2 separate regions of the Homo sapiens genome follow, and region 1 is linked to region 2. Evidence: chromatin loops called from intact Hi-C (ENCODE). Cell type or tissue: ascending aorta. All regions are shown on one strand. Links, peaks and the distances in the headings refer to the core of each region. The heading gives the core; the rest is flanking DNA. Region 1 has its middle 29 kb from the start of PTPRR. Region 2 has its middle 94 kb from the start of PTPRR.

The links. Peaks named below come from ENCODE experiments on the same cell type or tissue, not always from the same donor. Only the 100,000 strongest peaks of a DNase experiment are listed, where the experiment ranks them.
Region 1: a loop joins it to region 2, with 3 times the contacts of the local background. A loop is called at or near these places in 1 of 110 quality-filtered maps.

Annotation. Positions count from the first base shown.
Region 1 is chr12:70,947,945-70,950,874 of GRCh38, forward strand. No RefSeq gene overlaps it. Among named protein-coding and RNA genes, the nearest start is that of PTPRR, 29 kb to the left of the region's middle. In ascending aorta, for the core only: no CTCF peak of the experiment used is centred there; a DNase peak (open chromatin) is centred at 1,287.
Region 2 is chr12:71,012,969-71,015,898 of GRCh38, forward strand. No RefSeq gene overlaps it. Among named protein-coding and RNA genes, the nearest start is that of PTPRR, 94 kb to the left of the region's middle. In ascending aorta, for the core only: a CTCF peak has its summit at 1,423; no DNase peak of the experiment used is centred there.

The DNA of each region.
Region 1 (2,930 bases), core at 139-2,638, 65 kb before region 2:
GCATTTGGTGCTGTGATTTTTATATTGTACACACATAATATAGCCATGTTTTCTGTTAGTAAAATTTCTTCTCCTTTAAATGGGAGTTCAATACCTCAGCATGCATCATTCTTACAGTTTTGCCACCTGAATAAACTTGAGAAACTTCAAGTTAATTTAAAGATGGCTAATTTCAGAAGTTTGTGATAAATCTCCAGCAATGAAGATTGTACTGAATTTGAAGGGCTCTGATGAAAGACATAAGGAAGTAAGGTGGTAGAAAGAAAGTATTTTCATAATAAACAGTAAGTTAAACAATGAAGATACAGTGCTTGGGGTGCTCTATACAACACTTCCCACACATAAAAATGTGTTGACTAAATGAATGCTGGTGTCCCACCAGAAGGGACAAATGCCAAGATAAATATAACAAATATCCCCAAGCACCACAGGGAAAAAATTCACATAAATATTTATTCCTAATAAAAACCTGAGAAAAGCAAACAGCGGCAGGAGAATACAATGTAATTACACATGGAAAAGATGAAACTATTTCTGAACCTGACGCTGACCCATACACAATGACATTAACGGTCAAGCAGCCATTGTTATGAATATATTCACATGCTCAGTCCACACTTAATGATGCATGTCCTTCATTCCAAGTTTTATTCTGGGCACCAGGGATTCAGGGGTGAAAAAGATGCTGCCTAAGACAATATGGAACTCTTAGTATATTTGGAAAACAGCTGAGAAAGTGATACAATTACTGAAGAGTGAATTAACTAACGCGTGGTCACAGATGAGAGTTTCTCTCACTCCGCATGGAATGTCAGAATGCTTCCAAGAGGAAATGACACCTGACATGACTTTGCTGATTTGAAGGAATTCCTAGAATTAAAACAAGTTCTAGAAAACATTCCAATATACAAAGGCTCAGAAGTACAAAAGCACAGGAGGCATTTAGAGGGATGACAAGGAGTGCTGTATTTTAGGTCACAATGTGCCAAGTAAAAAGAATGATTGGTAAGAAGATGATAAGAACCCAAGTAATACAGCCTTGTTATGTACTGGAACAGAGGTGACTCAGATATATTTGGTGTCTAGCTTCTTTTGGAGGACTGGCTTTGGTGGTCTCTATATTCTGGGACAACAGCAGATGTCAGTAGTGTCTTTTATCCATGGCTTATGATGCTTAGGCCACAGAGCAAATACCAGAATAGTCTCTAAGGGGGAGAGACCAGGAAACTTTGAGCCAGGAAATTTTGTCTACAAGCAGCTAGGGATCCTGAGCCAAGCATGAGAAGCCAAGATTGAGAGCCAAATGGGAATCTGAGACTTAGACAGATGAGTGCAGAGAGCAGTGAGACAGAACAGGCAAATTGGTGTCAATTTGGGTAAGTTCTGAAGGTAGCTGAAAAACCCATGAGAAAATGTTTCAGCACTCTTGGCGATTTGTTTATGTGTGTGGTTGCTTTGAGGGTCCATAGTAGGACAGTTATCTGGCACACAGTTGGTTCGCAACAGGGTGTGTGGTTGTGTTATACTATTTGTCTATTTACATATTTGCCTACATACAATGATTCACCTTAGAGTCAAGAATCTCTTCGATGGAGAAAATCTTTTAGGACGCTTTAATATGAAGTGTATAGGTCTGGTGCAGTGGCTCACGCCTGTAATCCCAGCACTTTGGGAGACCGAGGCGGGTGGATCACCTGAGGTCAGGAGTTCAAGACCATCCTGGCCAACATGGCGAAACTCCGTCTCTACTAAAAATCAAAAACAAAATCAAAAATAAGCTGGGCGTGGTGGCACATGCCTGTAATCCCAGCTACTCGAGAGGCTGAGGCAGGAGAATCTCTTGAACCTGGGAGGTGGAGGTTGCAGTGAGCCGAGATTATGCCATTGCACTCCAGCCTGGGCAACAAGAGCTAAACTCTACCTCAACAACAACAACAACAACAACAACAACAACAACAACAACAACAAAATGAAGTGTATAAAATTCATTATAAAACATCATCTTCTTGTTCATTGCTGTACAACAGAGCCTATTATAGTGTCTGGAGTAGATGTAATCTCAATTGAAATGAAATGAAATAGCTATCTAATGAAGCCGCCCTTAAAAACCAGGTTAATTGTGGCAGAGAATTGATTTCTACACATTCTTCATCTTTAATTTTATTTATTTATTAAAAGTTTTTTTTTTTATTTCAATAGATTTGTGGTAAAAATGGACAGGATTTAGGGTGACATGGATGAATTGTGTAGTGATGAAATCTGGGTTTTTAGTGTGCCCATCACCCTAATAGCATACATTGTACCCAATAGATGATTTTTTCATCCCTCACCATCCTCCTACCCTCATCCCTTCTGAGTCTCCAATGCCCATTATACCACTCTGTATGCCTTTGTAAACTCATAGCTTAGCTCCCACTTATAAGTGAGAAGATGTTGTACTTGATTTTCCATTCCTGGGTTATTTCACTTAGGATAATGGCCTCCAGGTCCATCCAAGTTGCTGTAAAAGACATTATTTTGTTCTTTTTTATGGCTGAGTAGTATTCCATGATATAAATCCATGACATTGTAGTTACCCACTCACCAGTCGATGGCTACTTAGGTTGATTTTATATCTTTGGAATTATGACTTGGGCTGGGAAAAAACATATGAGTGCAGCTGTTTTCGATATTATGGTTTATTTTCCTTTTGGTAGATATCCAGCAGTAGGATTGCTGGATCAAATGTTAGATCTACTTTTAGTTCTTTGAGAAATTTCCATACTGTTTTCCATAGAGGTTATACTAACTAACATTCCCACCAACTAACATTCCCACCAGTGTATAAGTGTTCCCTTTGCATCATATCTGTGCCAATATCTATTGTTTTTTGACTTTTTAATAATGACAATTCTTATTGGGGTAAGGTAGTATCTCACTGTGGTTTTAAT
Region 2 (2,930 bases), core at 290-2,789:
ATGCATGCTAAAACAGAATCTTGTCACTATATGAAATATTAAAACTCAATGTGGTTAAACTCTATCAACCATATAGAGCTGAATGCAAGAATCATGAGATGTTAGTGGCACACATTTGTAGAGCAGCCCGCTAACTACAATTCAAATATTAGGTTTGTGGGCTATTTAGCTACATAGGAATGTTAACCTCCCACAGGAAACTCGTAATGGAAAATTCACAGCCCTTGGAGCTAAAAACCTTCACCAATACCTGAATACAAAATATTTATTAAAACAGAGCCTTACTTCTAAGAGATAATTCTGCTTGTTCAGATTATTCCCATATTTAAACTTTATTTTGGGTATCTTTTTCCAAATGTTAGGACATTTTTTAATTGTGCACTCAAAAATTTCATCGGCTTTAAATATGATTTATTCGCTATTTTTAATATTAGTCATCTAGCGCAATGCTACTCAGTCAATGATGAGCATAAACTCGCTTTTATGTTGTGTTGACAGCCTTGTTGACTACATTTATATAGCACATTTAAGATGTTTCATAAAATAAGCACTGATACTTCCTCACTAATAGACCTGATCAGTCCCATGTCCGTGTCCCACCTTCAGAATATAGTAATATTGTATATTCTTTCAAAATTAGTCATCTGATAGAAAGACATGGTTTTATAAAACCATAACAATAAGATATGTGATTACTGGCTTCAAAATGAGAAAACTAAAAAATATGTCTAGAATCCAATTCTTAAAGCTTGTAAGCCGCAAATTGCAATTTTGTGCATAGTATTAAGAGAAGGAAAAAAAAAATATAAATCCACATTTTTTTATCTTATTTCAGTCCTGGAATAGACTAGCTCTTCCTAGAAATGAAATCTGCTCAGAAGTATGATCAAAGGTCACTGTACTCTTTGGACCCTGTTCTATATTGATGCCTTCAGTGAGATCCTTGGCCATGACCAAAATGGCCCTGGCAATTTTCTTACCAAAGTCATCCTTTTCTACCTCATAATGGTTGCAATTTGTACATGTTTGGAAAGTGAACAGAACGCATGAAATACGAATTGAAATCATGATTGACCCTCTAATTCTAGTTGAGTAAAATACCTTGTGAAAATTAGGTAAATAATTCTACCAAAAATGTGGTTTCATTTCGTTATGTCAGGAACTAAAAAGCCAAAGTAGAATGAAAAACAGAATTCAGGCTTCCAACTTTGGGGTTCAACACTGCTATGAATTTCAGAACTGTAAGCCAACACTCTGTCTGACATTTATTACTGGACCAAAGGACAGATATTCCTGCTTGTCTATTTCACTTTTTCTAGGCTCCTTTCTAACTATTCCACCCTAATGCGTCTTAAAAGCATGTATTGTTTTGTACACCCAAGATGACGTCTGAACTGCTTTTCCTTAAGCAGTATTGACATCCAGTGGAGACTCAGATAATTACAGGTGTGTTAAAATCCCTAAGGAATATAGCTCAGAATGGATGCCTGGTTTAAGGTAGTTATCACAATTCAGTAACAAAGATAATTTTTCCCATGCACACAATTGAAACAGAATGAAACAAACAATACTTGAACAGTAGCAAACATAAAGGAGAAAATGTTTCTGACCTGAGGTTGGGAAGCATCAACCTGAGGTTGGGATGCTTAGATATAGCATCAAATTGAACATCAAAATTAAAACTTTTTCTCTACCCAAGACACAGTCAAGAGAATAAAATGATAAACTGTAGGTTGGGGAATATATTTGCAAATCATGTGTATGACAAAAGACTCATTTCCAAAATACATAAAGAACTCTCAAAACTCAATAGTGGACATCTGCTTCAACCCAAATAAATTAACAGGGTCTGAATTTACCTTCTCGAGGAAAACAACCAAAATAATGCAGGTGAAATATATGAAACAATAGTTTTTGAGATACTGGAATTAGATGATAAGGACAGTGATCATTGAGGGAGGGGAAACGGTGATTATCACCTCACTGCCTTGAGAGGGTTTACAGCATGCAGTACAAGGAGGGAGAACACAGAAAGCTCAGAGAGCTCCCTGTGCTGAGGGAAAGGAGCTGAGAATCTGGGGAGGTGAAAGAGGCTACATTTCAGAAGTTACGGTTAAGAAGAGAGTCTGTCTTATTCTTATTCTTCATTGTATGCCAGCCACACACAGAAGGACTGGCACATACTACATTCTTGAAAGCTATTGGATGGATGGACAGACAGATGGCTGGATCAATAGATGAGTGCTAGGGAAAATGGTCCCCAAGTGGGAGCAAGTTCTGAAAGAAAGATTTGTGAATGAAATAAGGGAAGTATTCCTCCATTCTTAGAAAGATTAGTTGGTGTATACTAACTACAAAACTTCTAATCTAACTTCTCGTTGGCCTATGACTTGTTTTTGTGTGTATTCAGTGGCTATCTATCATACATTGTGTACCAACTCTGTTGATGTAATTTTAAATTTCAGTGTAAAATAGAACTTAAATGGGGCACTGTGGAATGAAAATCAGGCTCCGACTTTGGAAGACTTTTTTCTGAAGTCCAAGAGGTGCTGATTTAATGTTCTGTATTTCTTATAAGTCCCTGAGGTTGTCTCCTGTGCTGATTGAGGGTGGGGCTAGACAGCAATTTTTTTGGCCCAGTTAAGCATATTCTGTTGAAAGCTTTCTTGACTCTTGTCTTAATACTTCTTCCCTAACATATTAGCTTTTCTAAAGTTCCCTGAAAAATATGTTTCATTTAAATGTCCAGTCTTTAAATGGCACCAGCGCTAGAAATTTAATATCAAAGTTTACCAGTTATATCTTTAAAAGATTATTGTTTTATGCCTTTGGAAAGTCCAAAGTGATCTAATAGTTTTATTCTACTTCCTTCTGCTTCCATAAGTTGCTTGGGCAACTGATACTTTTGTTAGCCATCTTCTGCAAACAGT